Linked DNA regions of Homo sapiens: regions 1, 2 and 4 are each linked to region 3. A link is a contact called in ENCODE Hi-C or POLR2A ChIA-PET data. All regions are on one chromosome and are shown on one strand. Each heading gives the region's core, a stretch centred on a gene start or an enhancer-like site at or near the end of the contact. The rest is flanking DNA. Distances are from core to core; before and after follow the strand shown. Region 1 holds the start of STK32C (serine/threonine kinase 32C). Region 2 holds the start of LINC02870 (long intergenic non-protein coding RNA 2870). Region 3 holds the start of C10orf143 (chromosome 10 open reading frame 143). Region 4 holds the start of INPP5A (inositol polyphosphate-5-phosphatase A).

Region 1 (4,907 bases), core at 1,854-4,353, 2.2 Mb before region 3:
GTGTCAGGGACTGCACCTTGTCCCCCAAACCACCCCCAGCCCTTCAGCACATGCCACGGCCACTCACTTGCTGTCCTGCAGCATGGACCCTCCTGTCCTCCCGCACAAGCCGGTTTCTACCTTAGGGCCAGCTCCTGCTGTTGGAACCCGGACACCTGGCCTCCCTTGGGCTACTCGTTCATGCTCCGGCCTCAGCATCAAGGTCACCTGCTCAGAGACTCATGCTGGACTACCCAAGCTAAAGTGGTCCCACGATCATGCACGTGCTGCCCAGCCATGTGCCTTCCTGTGTGCTCCTGCGTGCTAGACGTCAGTGCACTGAATGCATTTATCTGTCACATTGTCACTTGGTCTCCTGTCATTGGAAGGGGCAGACACCATCGCTGCCCTAATGAAGTTGACGTTCCCGGGCAGCATGGGCACACAGGGGAACTCAGGAATTCTCTACTGGCCTCACTGCCCCTTCCCATCCACAGCTGACTCTGTCCCAGCCTCAGTCCCTCCCAGCATCCCCCTAGAACTTCAGAGCTACCTCCCATGAGGCACCAGGGGTTGGCATCCTCTTGGGGACAGCAGTTCCTGACCCCTCCTGTCTCATGCCTACACTGTGCACCTCTTAACGCTCAGTCTTGTGTTTGCCTGGACCCTGAGCCGTGGCTGGACAGTACAAGAGTTGCACCTGGACAGTACAAGAGTTGTGCCCTGAGCCCACAGGCCCCTCCAGGGCTGATCTGCACTGGCCAAATCTTAGGACCCGGCATTCTTTTGGGAGCTGCTGTTTCCCTACAGATCCTTCCTGTTTCCTGACTGAGAGGCAGGTGCCTGGCTTGGTGTTTGAGGCTCACAGCAAGGGTGAGGTTGGAGGGTCTCCTAGTTAAGTGTGCAGATGTCCCCATGAACCCCTCTGCCCCCCTGCACTCTTGTCTTCTGCAGGACTTGGTATCCCTAGGTCAAGAGCCCCTTTGGACCCTCAGACCAGAGGACTGTCCATCCCCAACTGCCCGGGCCGGGGAGGCGTCCTGGGCTCTGGCTGTATTCACATTCTCCCGCCTTTTGGGGTCCTGGTTACCTGCAGGTCCTCAGCCTCTCCAATCTTCAGAGTCAGCTTTCTACCTGCTGTCTGAAGTCTATTAACATGTCTTCCCTTCTCCTGTTCCCTCTTAGGTGGTGGTGGGGACGTTATATCTTTTATTCCTTTTCTGCCACTTTTAGGGGTCAGAGGGAGAGGAGGAGAGGCGATGATGTAAGTTCAGAGGCTGCGTGTTTTGGGAGGAGCCCTGGGGAGTCTGATGTGTGCACCGGGTACGCAGGGTTCCAGGCACTGCCCTGCCTTGGTACCTCCCCTTCCAAACGCTCCTTCACCACTCCTGCTGGGATGGGCACCGAGGGCTTCCTCTGAGGCAGGTGCTGAACCCACTGCCTTCTGCGTGCCTGCTGGAGAATGGCAACTTTGAGGGAGAGCAGGGAACAGAGCTTCGCAGCTGCAAGGGCTGAAAACTCGGCTCTGTGCACTGGAAGTTAGAGACCGATGCGTTTGTGCTAGCCAGGCAGGGAGAGCTGCGGTGGCTGGTTGGTCAGGTAACCTAGGTTATGCTGCCATAAAAATACCCTCTAAATCTCAGTAGTGAAATGCATGCCATGTGTCCTAAGCGGGTGCATGTCCAGGTGGGTGCATGTCCTAGGCGGGTGCATGTCCAGGCGGGTGCATGTCCAGGCGGGTGCATGTCCTAGGTAGATGGGCATGGTTCCATTCCTTATAGTCCCCAAGGGATGGGGGCTCCTGTTGGCCCAGAAGCCACACAGACTTCCCGTGCTCACATTTCATGCATCAGGCGGTTAGGGCGGGCGGCCACACTGAATGTCAAAGGCCGTGGGGAGGCAGGGCTCACAGTGGCTGAATGACAGGGTAGACAGTTGTGTGCGGTGGGAGGGACGGGAGCGGGAGACACTGGCCTTGGAGCCATGTTGGGGATCCGCTCATCGTCCGGGCGGGCAGCAGGAAATCCCATCTAGGATTTCACCGAGGAGGAAGAGACCCCGTCTTTGTGTCCTGGTTACAGGGCAGAACTTAAGGAGGTAAAGGCTTCCTAAAGTCAAACAGCCCGGTAGCAAAAACTGATTCTTCAGTGACAAGCGCCAGGGGCAGGCGGCGAGGCTCCATGCAGAGCCGCGCCTTCTCCAGGGCACTCCAAGGCGCCCAGCACTTTCCGCGCAAGGTCGCGCCTGGCCCTGCGCAGGGGCAGAGGTGCCCGGAGGTCAAGCCGCGCCCCAGGCCTCCGAAATACGCCGAGTGCCGAGGCCCCTGTCGCATCTGGACAAGGGGACCCTGGGCGACTCGGGCACGCGGTCTCAGGCCGGACGGGGGTCGCGAGGATGGCACGGGGGTGCCCGAGAGCGCGGGCGCACGTGCTCAGGGCTTAGCGCCCACCCCAGGCGCCCGCGTGTGCGCGCGCGCAGCCAGGCCCGCCCTGCCCCACCCCACCCTCTGGCGCAGCGCTTGGACTCAGCCTGCCGCCTCCTGACCGTGAGCCGGGCTCTGCCCGGCAGATTCCCGCCGCCCGCATCCCGGGCCTGCAGCCCGGCCTCACCCTGCGCAAAGCAGAAGGCTGGAGTTTAGGGCTCCCCGCACTGGGCGGCGGAAGCCCGCGCGCCGGCTGTTTTCACGAAGAAGGCAGGGGAGGGAGGCCCCCGGAGACCGCGAGAAGGTCCCGCCGCCGTGCCGGGCACAGCAGTCCCCGTGCCAGGGACGCCGACCTCCGGGGCCCCAGGATACCCGTGGGGACGCTCCCTGCCTCCCTCGCTCTCGTACCCGCCGTCTAGTCTGAGCCGTGGTCCCCGTGTCCCGGCGAACCACAGCCCCCATCCCTAGACTGGTGGCGGCCACCCACTCCCTAGCGACACTCCAGGCACTAGCCCCGCCCCTGCCCCGCCCCCGGCTCGGCCCCGCCCCTACCCTTCCCGAAGCTCCGCACCTGCCACGCCCCGGCGCTCAGCTCCGCCTCGACCCCTTCCAGGAGCTCCGCCCCGCCCCCGCCCCTTCCAGAAGCCCCGCCCCTGCCCCGCCCCCAGCGCTCGCAATCTACGGGGCGGGTTCCACCGCCCAGAAGAGCGCACGGCGGGCGCTGCCGGCCCCGAGCGCTCCCGCTACCACTGCCGCTCCCGGCCCTGCCGGCCGGCCATGCCCCGAGTTCCGGCTGCCGCGCGCACCCAGACCCGGCGATGAGGAGTGGCGCCGAGCGCAGGGGCAGCAGCGCCGCGGCGTCCCCGGGCTCGCCGCCCCCCGGCCGCGCGCGCCCCGCCGGCTCCGACGCGCCCTCGGCCCTGCCGCCGCCCGCTGCTGGCCAGCCCCGGGCCCGGGACTCGGGCGATGTCCGCTCGCAGCCGCGCCCCCTGTTTCAGTGGAGCAAGTGGAAGAAGAGGATGGGCTCGTCCATGTCGGCGGCCACCGCGCGGAGGCCGGTGTTTGACGACAAGGAGGACGGTGAGTGCGGGCACGGGGACGACGTGGGGGCCGCGCGCTATTGCAGGGGCGGGCGCGGCTGGGCGGCTTTTTCCCGCAGGGGTTCCCCCGGTGTCCGGGACGGCTTCCCGGGGCGCCCCGGCTTCCGGAGAAGCTCGCGCCGGGTGGCTGCGGCCCCACGCGAGTTCTGGGCGCCCGCCCGCGTCCTCCGTTTCTAGTGGCGGCGCCGCAGGAGGAGCAGGCTGGGCCCGGGCCCTCGGGGCGAGGGTCCCCCGCGGCTGTGGCGTCTCCGGGCTTGCGCGCGCCTCCGCCCACCGCCCGTGGCAGCCCTGCTTTCCGCTTTCCGTGATCCGCTCGGGCCCACGTGCGGGCTCGTTTGTACTTTGCAGTTAGAGAGGCGCTCACCTGTGCCGCCCGAGTGCGAGTGAGGCTCCTGCCCCACAGGTGGCGGGGCCCGGCCGCTCAGAGGCTCAGTCTCCTTGGTGACCGCGCGGTGTCCATCCTCTGCTCACCCATGTGCGCTGGAGGCAGGGCCAGGCCGTTGTGCAAAGACCTGCCCTGCCAGGAACGAGTGCGCTGCTGAGTCCTGTAGATAAAGCCGCCAACCCCGGGGACTGGTGTCTCCTGAGTGACCGTGCAGCCGTGGGCGCCATAGAAAGCAGAGAAGGCAGGTGAGGTGACATGGGACAGGCCTGCAGGGACACCTCCCGGGGTGCCAGGGGGCCCCGGGGACCCCCGAATTATCACCTGCAGGGAGATGTGGTGCCGCGTCTGCCTGTGGGCACTGTAATACAGTCACATGCAGACATACAGCTCTTTTCTACAGGTAACATGCAAATCATTTAAAATCGTACATTGATGACACATTTCATGTTTTTTGACATTTTCTTAAAATACTTGAAATGTGCATTTTTCATTTATAGATAGCGTGCAGAGGTATGATGGATCCTTCAAAATTTTAGAGCCCAGCGCTCAGGAGCCAGGCTATTTACTTGCGATAAATAATTTAAGCATTATGGGAAATTACAGTAATACGACCTCAGGCCGGCGTTGGTGAGTGTGGGGCCGTGCACCGCCGTTCCTCCGGGAGACGGCACCGGGGATTCATGGTGTGCTGCCTAGAAGGAGGGCTGAAGGCCCAGCCACACCAGGCCCCACACGCTCCAGGGTGGCCCGTCACTGTGTCCTGAACTTCGGGACAGCAGAACTCACGATGGTGAATGTTTGAGAAATGTTTTTGTTTTTAACATAAATATTCAAAGTAAAGAAAGCCCAGAGTGAACTAGGAGCTGATCAGGAGGCAGATTTGCCTCTCGTTTCTGGCTGCGGGTTGAGAGAACGTCTGAGAAACGCATCTGGTTTAGCACTTGCTGGTGTCAGCCAAGAGCTGGCTGCTCTTCTGGGTCTCGGCACCGTGCTCTCCGGGGGTGGGAGTGGAGACAGTGGT
Region 2 (4,228 bases), core at 71-2,570, 2.3 Mb before region 3:
GAAGCTGCTGGAACCTCCCCACACGCCTCTGCAGGTCAAGGGTACCCAGGGCCCACCCTGAGGCCCCTATGCCCTCGCCCTGGCCCCACCACGGGGCTCCTCTGCCCAGACGTCCCAGGTCCAGAGTGGAGGCTCAGCCTTGGGCCTCAGTCCGCTCCCGGCCCGGATGTGAGGGTGGGTCGCAGCTGCACGGCCTCGCTGCCCACCAGGCCTGCGGAAGGGAGGACACGCCCTCCCACAGACCCTGTGATGGCGGCTGCCATGGAAGGTGTCTAGGCCCTTTTGGGCATCCCCTGCCCCCGTCTAGGTCCCCAGGTACTTGCAGAAAAGAAGGGGTGAGCACAGCCTTCTGTAAGGGGGCGCCCGAGTCCTGGCCAAGGTGGCCGCCCACCCTGGGGCTCCACAGTCCAGGCAGCCACCTCTTCAGTCTCTCCCCTTAATGTGGGGCAGAGTGGATAGAGGGACTCCCTCCTCTGACCAGCCAGGCAGGCAGGGAAACCCGGGCACGGGAGCCCAGGGCTGGTGGCCATGCCCTGAGGGAACTGGCTGCACTTGCAGCCCAGGCCACAGGCCCCAGGACACCCCAGACCTCTTGGCAGGACCCCAGGGTTAAAAGGCAGTTTGTGGCGCCACTTCTCCCCTGATGATGGACACCTTGAAGGGGCTCTGGGCACCAGCGGAACAAACGTCATAGGGAAACTCAGCAGCTGACCTACCACCAGGACCCACCTGTCCTCTGCCCTCCCAGAATCCTGGTCATGCGTCCAGCAAGCTCCCAGGGAGGACACGCCAGGCACTGGGCCCATGGACACGCTGTAGAGAAACGCCGCAATCGTTAGGGGCATGTGACTAAGACGCCTCCTTCCCATAGGCACCCACGGGGTGCGGCTCTTTCCAAAACGCCACATTAAAACAGCTGCAGGAGGACCGAAGGGGCCTCGTGCCCATCCCCTGCTGCTACTCCCCAGCCCGCCCTCAGCCTCCTGCCGCTGGAGCTCTGCCCACCTGCACACCCCACTCTTCTTCATCCCCAGCCCCATAAGCGAGACTACCTTGAGGCCAGTAGGTGCTTCCTGAGAGTTTAGGAATAACAGGGGAACTACAGCAAATAGCAACAATTTTAAAAGCAAACAAGGCATCAGCCCTTGCCATCCTCAAGCCGTGACCACCCCTGCCCAGGACGGAGCTCCAGCGGCTGCACACTTCCCCCAGGGCTCGCCCTGCAGCTACCTCTCAGCTCCTGGGAGGAAACTCCACATTTCAGCTGCTTTATACCCAGAGAAGCCTCCTGCCTCCCTTCCCAGTCCTGGCAGATCCTGGGCCTCTCCTGCCTGCCTGGCCTCTTGGAAATAACTGGCTGAGCCTCTCTGTGTGTCTGGCACAGCATGGGGCCCAGAGGCCAGAGCCACCGGAGGTACCCTGCAGAGAGGGTAGGGTTGCAAAATCCTCCCCCCCACCCCCACAACTGCAGAACACACCCTGGGCCCAGCTGGGCTCTAGAGGTGCCCAGGAGAGGGAACTGAATTATTTCAGGAATTGGAGATGCCCCTGTGGCTGAGGAGGAGCTGGGGCTGGGGCCGGGGCCAGGGCCGGGGCTCTGACCTGCCACTCTGCCCCACATTAAGGGCAGAGACCGAAGAGGTGGCTGCCTGGACCTTGGAGCCCCAGGGTGGGCGGCCACCTTGGCCAGGACTCGGGCGCCCCCTTACAGAAGGCTGTGCTCACCCCTTCTTTTCTGCAAGTACCTGGGGACCTAGACGGGGGCAGGGGGCCTGGGGGTCTGGGCCTGGGGGCCAGACCCTCCATCATTTCCTAGGCTGGTGCTCAGAAATGGAGGAATCTCAGGACAGGTCCCTGTGGTCTACGGGGTGGCAGGCCTGAGGCTGGCCCTCTCTGCAGAGGACACCTTGGGGGCTGCTGATCAGCCTTGAGGCCAGAGATGGCTCTCACCTGCTTCCCCGTCACAGGACCAGCACTGTCAGCCTCACCTGGAGGCTTTCTGCAGGGCTGGTTCTCTTGTCCCATCAGTGTCTGTGTGGGGTCACCCTGTTCCCCTAGGAGGGTGGGTCTGCAGGGGGGAAGCCAGAGTGGCCCTTGGAGACCTCAGGACCCCAGAGGGAATGAGCAGGGAGCCTTGAGGGTCTGGAGGAGGAATTCAGAGAGGCAGGAAGCCGGGGAGCCCTGAGGAGAGGCGAGAGGGAGTGAGCGAGCGGGGGAGGGAGTGAGGGGGGAGGGAGCCCTGAGGAAGGGGAGGGGAGTGAGCGGGGAGGGAGTGAGGAGGGAGGGAGCCCTGAGGAGAGGGGAGGAGAGTGAGTGGGAGTGAGGGGGGGAGCCCTGAGGAGAGGGGAGGAGGAGTGGGGGGGTGGGGAGCCCTGAGGAAGGGGAGGGGAGTGAGCAGGGAGGGAGTGAGGCGGGGAGCCCTGAGGAAGGGGAGAGGGAGTGAGTGGGGAGGGAGTGAGGGGAGGGAGCCCTGAGGAAGGGGAGTGGGGGGAGGGGAAGGGTGAGGCAGGAAGCCAGGGAGCCCTGAGGAGAGGGGAGAGGAGTGAGGGGGAGGGGAAGGTGTGAGGGGAGTGGGGGTTGAGAGGAGAGGGAAGGAAGGGAAGGGGGAGGGGAGGGCGATGGGGGAGCCCCCACAGACACCCCAGCTGCTGGCTGGGCGCTGGGCACCCCCCAACCGTTGGGCCTTGCTCCCACTAGGGGCAGTCGTGTCCCAGCCCCACAGTCAGGTCTGAGTCAGGGACCCGTGGCGCCCGCCCTCCCTCAGCTGAGCTCACCAACAGCTGAGAAATATTCATTTAAAAAAGCCCCCATTAAAGAGCTAACTCATTGCTGACACTGCAACTTTTTATTTTATTTTATTTTATTTATTTATTTATTTTGGAGACGGAGTCTCGCTCTGTCGCCCAGGCTGGAGTGCAGTGGCGTGATCTCGGCTCACTGCAAGCTCCGCCTCCCGGGTTCACGCCATTCTCCTGCCTCAGCCTCCCGAGTAGCTGGGACTACAGGCGCCCGCCACCACGCCTGGCTAATTTTTTGTATTTTTAGTAGAGATGGGGTTTCACCGTGTTAGCCAGGATGGTCTCAGTCTCTTGACCTCGTGATCCACCTGCCTTGGCCTCCCAAGGTGCTGGGATTACAGGCGTGAGCCACCGCACCTGGCCTTATTTTATTTTATTTGAGACAGAGTCTCACTCTGTTGCCCAGGCTGGAGTGCAGTGGCACGATCTCAGCTCACTGCAACCTCCGTCTCCTGGGCTCAAGGAATTCTCCTACCTCAGCCTCCCAAGTAGCTGGGACTAAAGGCGTCCCCCACCATGTCCAGCTAATTTTTGTGTTTTTAGTAGAGATAGGGTTTCACCATATTGGCCAGTCTGGTCTTGAACTCCTGACCTCAGGTAATCTGCCCACCTCGGCCTCCCAAAGTGCTGGGATTACAGGTGTGAGCCACCACACCCGGCCTGCAACTTATTTTTATATTAAAAAATTTGAGTCCTTAGAGGACGGAGGCCTACAGAGCCATGGGCCAGGCAGAGCAGAGGCAAGAAGGCAGAGGTGAGGGTGGCACCGTCCCCTGCCGGGGCCTGCAGTGTCATCTGGGGCTGGATCTCCAGGCCCCGTCCTCCTGCGACCACCTCGCTGCCCATGTGAACCTGTGGTCAGCCCCGGGGACCTCGGGGAGGCAGGAGGAAGTGTGCACCCTGCCCTGCCTGCTGGCTGGGAGCCCACGGGGTGGGCAAGGGGTGGGCAATGCCTTGTGACGTCTCCCATGTGGCTTCCTTCATTTTTTCTGAAGTGCCCTGGTCCTTTTCCTTCTTTTTAAACATTTTATTGTGGATGTGTCCCACCCCACTTAAGGAAGAGTCTAGTACCTCATGCCGGCCGCCCCGTCCTGGCCCCCCGCCCATTCCGGCCCCCCCATTCCGGCACCCCATTCCAGCCCCCCCATTCCGGTCCCCCCATTCCGGCCCCCGCATTCCAGGCCCCCCATTCTGGCCCCTCCATTCTGGCCCCCCCATTCCAATCCCCCATCTGCCCCCCCCATTCCGGCCCCCCCATTTCAGCCCCTCCATTCTGCTGCTGTCCCTTGGTGTGTGAATGTTTCCGTTTGTCTCTACAAGATCACGAGTTCCCTGCGCTGAGCTCTTTTTCCTTTCCCCTTCCCCAGCGCCCCTGCTCTGTGCTGCATTTGGAAAGAACCTAAATGTCCTCCCTCTGAAGACTGGTTAAA
Region 3 (4,394 bases), core at 1,689-4,188:
TTTTCTTCTAATAATTAATCTATTTAACATATTAAAATAGTGAGCATTCAAACCATCACTTTATAGATGTCACATATTATTTTTAAAGTTTTTCAAACTTAAGATATTGAGAATTTAAATAAATATACTATGTAAATAATAGGAGAGGTTTAGCATACATCTTGCAGTTAGTACCCAAGTGACTGATGCTTGGTAAATACTGTGCTAAGCTAAACTGCATCCTTCTAAATATACCTATTGCTGTATCTCATTCCTAAGCTAAGCAGTCCCCCCCCCAGTACCCAATGGTTGCCTCATGCATCCATTTAAGAAAGACAGCAGACCAAAACTGGAGTCACTAAATGCTAAGGATTCATGCTACCAAACTGAAACCTGGGTTGCTTACTTGTAAGATCTTCTGAGAAATCAGGAGAGGGATGAAAGCCAAATTACATTACACCAAGATTTCGTCTACACCTCTATAAGGAAAGTAACCTTGAAATGACTGATCTGCTATTTGTTCATTCTTCCTGCTTTCCTCCACTTTTTCCTGCCTGTCAAACTCACCCACTCGGTCCTCATTGGAGCACCTTTCTATCTTGTAGACTGCCTGGTGCATGCAATGCTATTAAAAACCAATCAGATCTTTGAAACTAAATTTGTTGAAATTTTGTTCTTATACACATCTGAAAAGCAGCCATCAGTATAAAGGCCAGCGAATCAAAAGTGGGTAACAAAGCAAGTCATCTAATCTAAACTGCAAGACAAGCATTTTGAGAGGCCTACAACATACCTTATTTTCAATTCTGAAATGCAGAAAGTCCTCCAAATTAGTTTTTCCCCACGCTTGGAGTAAACTCATTTGAACTGATATGAGACTATTTACAACCTTTATTTATTTATTGTATTTATTTTATTTGAGACAGGGTCTCACTCTATTGGCCAGGCTGGAGTGCTGTGGTGTGATCACAGCCAACTCACTGCAGCCTCAACCTTCCAGGCCCAAGCAATCTTCCCACCTCAGCCTTCTGAGTAGCTGGTACTACAGGTGGGCGCCATAGTGCCCGGCTAATTTTGTTATTTTTATTTTGTAGAGACGGGGGTCTCACTGTGTTGCCGAGGCTGGTCTCAAACTCCTGGGTTCAAGCAATCCTCCCGCTTTGGCCTTCCAAAGTACTGGGATTACAAGCATGAGCCACTGTGCCTGGCCCTATTTACAACCTTTATATATCCCACTTAGGGTGAATATTTGTGAATACTCACACATTTCTGCTATAGAAACATTGTTTGACTACGGGGGCATACAATATATCTCACCTTTTTTAAACATTCAAAAAATTCTGAATTTCACAAACACATCTGGCCTGAAAGGTTTTTGATAAGGGACTGTGAATCAGTGGTGGCATAATTAGTCTTAGGAGTACTAACTAATAGGAGAAATGTTACATTTGTTAAGTACTTAGTTTGTGTCCAGCATTGTTCTAAGTATCTTCTAGGTAAATGCCTCATGTAATCCTCACGATCTCTATGCTTTATCATCCTATCCTTTATAAATGAGGAAACTGAGGGAGATTAACTATTTAATTTGCTGAGGATCATGCAGCAAATAGCCCGAAGAGGGATTCATGCGTTTCACCATAATGGTTAAGAACAGGGCTTTGTCAAAGGATACCTTCAACTGCAGCAGAATGATGGACTCAAATCACAGAGACACGACAAAGTGACGGGTAGTCAGCTGTGGGTTGGTTCAGAGGCTCAGGCTGTTCCGGCTCTAGGTGATTTCCTGCTTTCCTAGGGTTCCCACCAGCTGCCCTCATGGTGACAAAAAGGCTGCTGCAGCTCCAGGAAACTTACACTGGGCAAGGACAACAGGAAGAAAACAGCCCCCACCCACCCAACTCCCCTTTTAACTAGAAGATCTTTCCCGAAACTCTGCCTCAACAGACCTCGCTTACTTCTCCCTGGCCCGTACTAGGTCGTGTACCCATCGTTAGCCAATCGCTGGCAACGGATTGGCCCCGTTTTAATTTATCCAAAAAAGGCGCCAGTCTGGGCTGTTTGGAGCAGTCAAGGGAGCTCCGTGCTAAGGCAGGAGGGGCCTGGACATGCGGCTGCAGGAGTCCGGGCCTCGGTGCCCTAAGATGAGGGCTCAGTGGTGCTCAGCACCGCGCCGGGCCAGAGACTGAGCCGCCGCCGGCTGTTGAGGGTTGGTTGGCTGAATCCCCGGCAGGGGCCAGGCGGAGCGAACATCACCGCGGCAACTGCCTCCACAGCACACACTCCCGACAGTGGCTGCGCTTTTCCCCTTCAGCACAGCCCAAAGGCCCCGGCAGCTCAGCACCTGCGACCTCCTAGTGCCCTCCAGCCTACGGAGGAGTAGAAGTCCTTCCGGGGCCTCCCAACCAGCAGCCACCAGCCACCAGCCACAAAAGCCGTGAGCCGCGCGGGGCTGGCCTGAAAGCTCTGCGTCTTCCCACCGCGGCAACAGCAGCTCCCACCCGGAAGCGAGGCAGCCCTGCGGACCACAACTCCCAGAAACACCCGCTGTCTCGCTCAAGCTAATTGACCCGCTGCGCCATCTATTAGCCAACCAGCCACAGGGAGACGGCTCCCCACGAGGCCTAACAACCAATCATAAGACAGAGGAGGCGGGCGCTCCTCCAGCCGATCCACGGGGTGTTGTCAAAAGTTTGGCGGGATCCTGAAAGAATGCTTTCTTTAGAGCCCCACGGCTGCTCCTGTGAAGGGAGAAGCGACAAGCAGAGATATGCAGGGACCTCTCTGCGAAGTAATGACTTGGGGCAGACGGACAACGCCCACAGCATCCCAATAGTCTCAGAAGACTCTGGTCTCTGCTACTCCTGCCTGCGGTCCTCGCCTTGGTGCTCTCGCGCTTCCCGCGGCGTCCCGCCCCTCCCTCTCCTTATTGGCTCCCCAGGGCCTTGTGCGGAAGGGGGCGTGGTGCGCGGGCCTCGGCCAGGCCTGAGATGCCGGGAGGGTTTGACCCTGGGGCTGCATGGACAGCTTAGCGCTCGGCCGCTGGCGACAGCGGAGGGCGGAGGATCTGCAGGTTCCGGGGGACGTGGTGAGCCCCCGGGGCCTGGGCGTTAGGGACGGGAGGGCGGATGGCCCCTGGGCGGGTTCCCACCGCGCCTCGTTTTTGCCGGCGCGGCCCTGCCTGTGAGGAGGCCTGGCCCAAGACACTCGCACGCTCGCGTACGTCCCTGGGAGGGCGTGGCCAGTGATGGGCGTGGCCTGTTAGGGCGGGGTTGTGACGCCGCTCTCCCGGTTTCGCGCCTGCGCGGTCGGGCGCGGAGCTCGGGCACCTTCCTGACCCACACGCTCACTGGGGCTCCAGACCCAGGCTCCCTAAAACATGGGCCGAGACTCATTGCAGGACCTCGGGTGCTTGGTATCCGTGTCATGTCTTCTCCTGCCGTCTACACCTGACTGTTCCTGAGTCTCGTTCACTGAGCGCCTGCCACGTGCCAGGCCCAGGGCTGGGTGTTGGGGGACGAGTACGTGGGGAGCGAACACGCGCAGAAAATTACCCGGCATTGAGCGTGTTAGTGCTTCTTGGGCTGAGTCCATTAACTGATGAGCAGAGGGTAAGATGAGATGGTAATGGGGAGACTTGCACAAGATCCCAGGGTGCGTGGGTAAGTCAGGTATGTGTGAGACTTGAAGGATGACCGGGGGTAGGCAGGATGGGAGGTGACAAAAAACAGTGTTGGAGGAAGGAGCTTAGCGTCTTAGGGGCACTGAAAGAAGTACTGCAGGATTGGAGCTGGAAGACAGAGCTGCTTGGCATTCCTGTATTTTATCTTCCACCTCTGCTTGCAAATTGGCCAGTTCTTACTTAACCTCGTTTATTTCAAAGTTCCTCGCTAGGGGCAGCAGTGAGCAGCCAACATACCGCATATTTGCTTTTTTTTTTCTTCTAGAGCTACACAGGCTTGGTAAGTGCAGGATCCGTCTTCCCAGTTAATACAGGCAGCATTTTTTTAGATGTCTTTACTGCGTAGCGGGAATGACTAGCTTTCTACCCTGCACCATCTCTTTCCTCACTACTCACTGCCTGGCCGTGAAGCCAGTACCACTTAGGTTTCTATCACAGCCGCACCCCTCCTCCAGGTACCAATTGTTATATTACTAGGGTGCAGGTTACCCCAGTAATATAGTAATAATATGGTATAGTAATGTAGTATAGTAATAGTATAGTACAGTAATATAGCAGGTTAGGGTGCTTTTGTAACCAAGAGCCTTCAAAGCACGCTGGCCCTAACAAGATGGAAGTTTGATTCTCCTGCACAGAACAGCATGGACGTGAGCAGTCCAGTGGGGTGGAGCCCAGGGTCACTAAATATAGGCGTAGGGCTGGTGGTACCCAGATCAGGGGATATGCGGGGACCTAA
Region 4 (4,704 bases), core at 1,142-3,641, 2.4 Mb before region 3:
ACTAAAATGCCCCAGCAAGCTTAATGCTCCTGACATTTCTGAGGCTTTGAAGCCGCAGCTAACGGATCTGAATCATCTGAACAAAACCATGCTATAGTGACATGTTACTGGAAAGCCTAGAATAGAACGCCAAATATACAGACACACACCCATGCCAGGCACTTTTGTAGAAAATGATCAAACATAAACCTAGATGAAGTTGTTAATAATAAAGTGTGAGGAAAACCAGTTCCTCCCCAGCAGGTCAGTATAATACATGGGCACCTGGAAGTTAAAATAAGAAAAACAGAAAAACAGCGCCTTTTGTTAATAAAAACCAAACCTAGCCTGTGCATGAACTGAGCTTCATCAAACACTTCACCCATGCTTGCTGCCAGCAAAGACACAAGACCTCCTCCTGAAATGGAAACCACGCGTGCATCAGTGGCACACATCCGTCATAAAGCTGGTGCGGTGCCCCACTGTTCACCTAGGGAGGGAGGGAGGGAGGGAGGGAGCGTCCGTGGCTCCACGGCCTCCATCTGGGCCACTTGGAGCCTCACTCTGCTTTATTTGGGTTGGCAGCAGGAGTACCAACAGCAGGGTGGCACCGTGGCTGAAACGCCAAACTAGGTCAGACCGGCCTGCCTCTGGGGAGCTCCCAGTGCGCCCTGGGCCTCAGCTCCCTGGTCTCTCCAGAGATGGGGGCACCCTGGGATCCTGGGTGGGAATGAGGCTTGGGTGGGAGGGGCCCTAGAAGGTAAAGGCCATAGGCAGTCAGCATCCCCTTTCTGGCCCTGAAGAGCTTCTCAGCATCTTTTTCTTCAATAAACAAGAAATATAAAGTCCTACAGTGCTTTACAGACTTCCCTTATTTACGAACTAAAGAGATACTAAGTGGCAGGGTTAAATGGGGGCACCCTACCCTCTGGCCCTGCAGGGACAGACAGACAGTGAGGCCGGCACCCAGGCATCCAGGAGCTGGGGCTGACAGCCAGAGTGGAGGGCCTAGGCTCAGAGGACAGGGGCCAGGGGTGGGAGTCAAGGGTTAGGGTTTGGGAATTCTGCAGGCTCAAGGCCCAGGCTTTAAGACCAGGATTCAGGATTCAGGATTCAGGGGCAGGAGCTTGTTGGAGGAAGGGGCCAAGGATGGGATCTAGGAACCAGAGTTAGGGGCAGGGTCCAGAATTGGGTTTGGGGCCTGATTCTGGAACCAGGGTTCCAGGTTCAGGGGTCAAGGACAAGTGTTCAGGGCCATAAGCTGGGGCCTGAGGTTGAAATTCAGGGTTCAGAGTCAGGCTAGATTGGCTTTAGAGGCAAAGGGCCACAGTATGAAGGCTGGGATTCTAGGGCTAGAATTCAGTGATTGGGGAACAGGGACAGGAGGTTGGGGCCACAGCCCTGTGTCAGAAGTTCCTGGGTTAGGGTTTGTGGTTATGTTTCAGGGTTTGGGGTCCAGGGCTCAGGGACCAGAGACAGACGTTTGAGAGCAGGTTCTGTAACCAGAGTTCTGCAGTCAGGATTTGTGGTTCCAGTGACCATGGACCTGGGGTTCAGGGCCAGGGTTGGGGATGGGCATTCCAGGGCCAGGGTTCTGAGGATTCGGAAATCAGGGCTGGGGCTGGGTTTGGTGCGCACAGACCCGGTTTCTGGGGTTTGGGTTCCAGGAACTGTTAACAGGGGTTCTGACAGGGTTTTAATATTGGAGTTTCGAGGTCAGGATTTGCAGACAGGAGTTCAGAGGCAGGGTCCCAGGGTCAACGGTCAGCTGCTGGAGTCTGGAGGATGGGGTTCGGGGATTCAGGGCCCAGGTCTTCAGGTCTCGGGCTTGGGGATCAAGACAGGGGTCTGGGCTCCCAGACTTGGGAATCAGGACAGGAGTCTGGGGTCCCGGGTACAGGGATCAGAGTCTGGGGCCTCTGGGTCTGGAGGTTCACGGTCCAGGGTCCAAGGCTTGCAGTTCGGGACCCCGGGGTCAGGGTCGGGGGTTCCGGGCTTGGGGCCTGCCGCCGGCACGGGGGACTTACGTCGTCGAAGAGCGAGCCCACGTTGGCCGTGACCAGCAGCACCGCGGTGCCCGGGGCGGCCGCCTTCCCCGCCATGGTGCCCGGGCGGCGCGGGCGCTGGGCTGGGCGGCGGCGGCGGCGGCCGCTTCCTCCGGGACCGGCCGGCCGGGGTCTTCGCGGGGCCGCGGGGCGTCAGCTGCGCCGGGGGGCGGCCCCGGGGCGCATCGCGGGCTCGGCGGGTCGGCCGGGCCTGGCCGGGGCTCCGGCCTCGCGCTCGCTCGCTCGCTCGCTGCTCCGCGGCCCCGCGCCCGTCGCTCGCCGCCGCGCCTCACAGCGGCCCGCGCGCAGCCATTAGATCCGCTGGGAAAGTTCCCGCAGCCGCCGCCGACTCAGGCTGAGGGCAAGTCCCGCCCCGCGGAGCCGAGCCCGGGGCGGGGCCTGGGCGGGGCGGAGCCTGACTCGGGGTGGGGCCTGTGCGGGGTGGAGCCGGGCCTGGGGCGGAGCCTTGCTGGGGGCGGAGCCTTGAGGTGCGGAGCCTGAGTTGGGCCTAGATCTGAACAGAGTGGGGCGGGGCCTGCGGGGGGCGTGGCTTGTGCGGGACTTGGTGTCCTTGTGGAGGCGGGGCCTGCCCCGGGGCGGGGCCTCCTTTCGGGGCGGGGCCTACGCGGGGCGCTCTTGCGACCGGCGGCCTAGTACTGGTCGCTCCCGGAGGGCGCTCCTGTCAGTCAGGCCCGCAAGAACGCCGCGCCCCCGCCCCGCCCCCCGCGCCGCGGCTGCGCACAGACTCCGCCCTTCGCACTTCTATGACGTCACGGCCCTGCTCCGGCGGCGCCTCTTAAAGGGGCCCTGGGTTCCGGGCGCCGGCGGCGGGTGCGCTCTCTTGCGGCTCTGAGGGGATGTTCCAGCCCCCGCGCGGCCGCAGTCGTCCAGCCGCGTGCCGGGCGTGCGGGGGAGGGGAGCCCACCGGGGCGGCGGCAGTCGCGCCTGCAGGGGCCGGGCCACGCGCGCCCGGCTCTCCGCGCAGACGGAGCGTGGACCGTGCAGCTTCCCGGCGCGTCCACCCGGCTCCCTGGCCGCGACCTCACTCACGAGGAGCGGCTGCGGCCCAGAGAAGACGGAGGGGAGGCGGCGTGAGGCCAGGCGCATCCTGACGTCGCGGAGGGCTCCGGCCCGGGCCAGGCTGGGTCTCAGCGCGGGGCGTGCAGGGAACCCTCGCAGGGACGAAGGGGGCTCCAGGGGAGGGGGCTGGTGCGGGCCCAGGAGCGCAGAGCACGGAGGAGCAGCCGGCTCGGCGCGGGCCCCGGGGCAGCGATGCTGATCCTGGCCGCCGGAGGGGCCAGAGCATGGGCTGGACCCTGGGTCTGAGGCCGCGGGGACACAGCCGCCGTGAACCGGGACATGCCTGTAGATGGAGGAGGAGAACCACATTTGTCATCTTAAAGCTTCCAGTAGCTACATTTTTTAAAGGTAACAAGTAATAGCCAAAGTTAACAATACGTTTTACTTAACCCAATAGATAGATACATCATTCAACATGTAACCAGAATTTAACAACCTCAGTGAGATTCCTTCACAGGAAGGCTTTGCACGGGCACCTGCCTCTTGGCAGCAGCTCACAAGGCCGCTTCCAGTGCTCAGCAGCCCTGTGTGGCCAGTGGCCACCATGCGGAGCAGGCACTCCGGAGGATTTTGTGGACACAGATTTAGGGGCGGTCAGGGCCTGGCAATGGGCTCTAGCGAGGCTAGCCTCCAGCTTCTGAGTAAACCGCCAAGGCAATGCCCAATGACATCAAAAGGGGCTTGTTCTGTTCTAGGAAGACACCTGCTGCCAGGGCGGGGCGGCAGGAATGGTGCTGCAGGCTCGGGCCCCAGGCCTGTGCTGAGGCCGCATCACTGGCTTGTGTTAACACCCCCAGGGTTCCTCCTTACGGCCACCGCTGAGCAGGACTCCAGCAAAATCCATTTGATGTATAAACCAATGTCTACTTTAGTCAGTAGGTGCCTGCTACAGACTGAATTCCGCCCGCCCCACCCCACCCCACCCCGCAAATTCATGGGTTGAAGCCCTAACCTCCAATGTGACTGTATTCGGAGGTGGGCTAGCGGGGGTAATTAATGTTAAGTCGTGCAGTAGGGCTGGTGTTTAATGTTAAGTCGTGCAATAGGGCTAGTGTTTAATAGAAAGGGCTCAGTGCTGTCCCCACCCTTACATGTGCAAAAGAAGTGGCAGTGTGAGTGCACAGTGGGAAGCTTCACCCCAGCCAGCCACAAACCCTGCACCAGAAATCCAACGCTGCTGGAACTTGATCTTGGATTTCCAGCCCCCAGAACTGTGAGAAGTAAAAGTCTTGTTTCAGCCTCCCAGCCTGTGATATTTCGCTACAGCAGCTGAAGCTGACTGATGTAGTCGCTTATTTTTCTTTTTAACAAAATCAGCACATGCTAAGGGTACCCTTAGTAGAAACCAAATGTGGGGGTGTCACTGATCCCTGGAACGTGCTTTCTGAGAAGGGACATTGCCTCCTCACTTCTCCCCGCAGGCTGTGCCCTCACACCCGGCTGAGGCAGCGTCCCCCACCCCTTGTGCCCTCCCTGCTCCCCCCTCCTCCTCTCCTCGCCAGCCAGCTCCTGCCATGCCTGGACGTTGGCCTCTGCCCTTCCTCCAGGCAGCCACCTCCTCTTTCCCATGCACCCCTCACCCACCACAGGTTCAGCCCCT

The links. A loop is a pair of places that touch in the nucleus more often than their neighbours do. ChIA-PET counts read pairs that join two places held with the same protein, here RNA polymerase II (POLR2A). Pooled maps may share reads with other maps.
Region 1: a map of naive thymus-derived CD4-positive, alpha-beta T cell shows a loop between it and region 3 (13-fold over the local background). The contact joins the promoter of STK32C here to the promoter of C10orf143 in region 3. A Hi-C loop is called at or near these places in 1 of 168 maps with a recorded cell type or tissue (naive thymus-derived CD4-positive, alpha-beta T cell), 1 of 37 single-sample maps with no recorded cell type and 8 of 50 pooled maps.
Region 2: a map of naive thymus-derived CD4-positive, alpha-beta T cell shows a loop between it and region 3 (15-fold over the local background). The contact joins the promoter of LINC02870 here to the promoter of C10orf143 in region 3. A Hi-C loop is called at or near these places in 2 of 168 maps with a recorded cell type or tissue (both naive thymus-derived CD4-positive, alpha-beta T cell) and 6 of 50 pooled maps. POLR2A ChIA-PET finds 5 or more read pairs at or near these places in 1 of 52 experiments (MCF 10A).
Region 4: a loop to region 3 is called in a map of naive thymus-derived CD4-positive, alpha-beta T cell, with 26 times the contacts of the local background. The contact joins the promoter of INPP5A here to the promoter of C10orf143 in region 3. A Hi-C loop is called at or near these places in 2 of 168 maps with a recorded cell type or tissue (CD4-positive, alpha-beta memory T cell and naive thymus-derived CD4-positive, alpha-beta T cell), 4 of 37 single-sample maps with no recorded cell type and 13 of 50 pooled maps.

What each region holds. Positions count from the first base shown.
Region 1 is chr10:132,306,146-132,311,052 of GRCh38, reverse strand. It overlaps STK32C (serine/threonine kinase 32C), which reads left to right and starts at 3,103. Exons shown (of 12, transcript NM_173575.4): 1 at 3,103-3,481. The coding sequence starts at 3,220. RefSeq lists enhancers at 1,290-1,832, 1,833-2,377 and a silencer at 2,630-3,279.
Region 2 is chr10:132,442,281-132,446,508 of GRCh38, reverse strand. It overlaps LINC02870 (long intergenic non-protein coding RNA 2870), which reads right to left and starts at 1,320. Exons shown (of 3, transcript NR_149317.1): 1 at 1,231-1,320; 2 at 730-813. LINC03068 (long intergenic non-protein coding RNA 3068) reads left to right here and starts at 1,527. Exons shown (of 3, transcript NR_184030.1): 1 at 1,527-1,737; 2 at 4,166-4,228. RefSeq lists silencers at 2,581-2,630, 2,731-2,780.
Region 3 is chr10:130,109,374-130,113,767 of GRCh38, reverse strand. It overlaps C10orf143 (chromosome 10 open reading frame 143), which reads left to right and starts at 2,938. Exons shown (of 4, transcript NM_001355042.2): 1 at 2,938-3,064. The coding sequence starts at 2,996. LOC102724883 (a long non-coding RNA gene) reads right to left here and starts at 2,475. Exons shown (of 3, transcript NR_188169.1): 1 at 1,652-2,475; 2 at 386-450. RefSeq lists enhancers at 1,634-1,763, 2,244-2,573, 3,434-3,613, 3,774-3,883 and a silencer at 2,864-3,243.
Region 4 is chr10:132,535,474-132,540,177 of GRCh38, reverse strand. It overlaps INPP5A (inositol polyphosphate-5-phosphatase A), which reads right to left and starts at 2,391. Exons shown (of 16, transcript NM_005539.5): 1 at 2,007-2,391. The coding sequence starts at 2,081. LOC107984282 (a long non-coding RNA gene) reads left to right here and starts at 3,255. Exons shown (of 4, transcript NR_158224.1): 1 at 3,255-3,452. RefSeq lists an enhancer at 1,441-1,490 and a silencer at 2,271-3,370.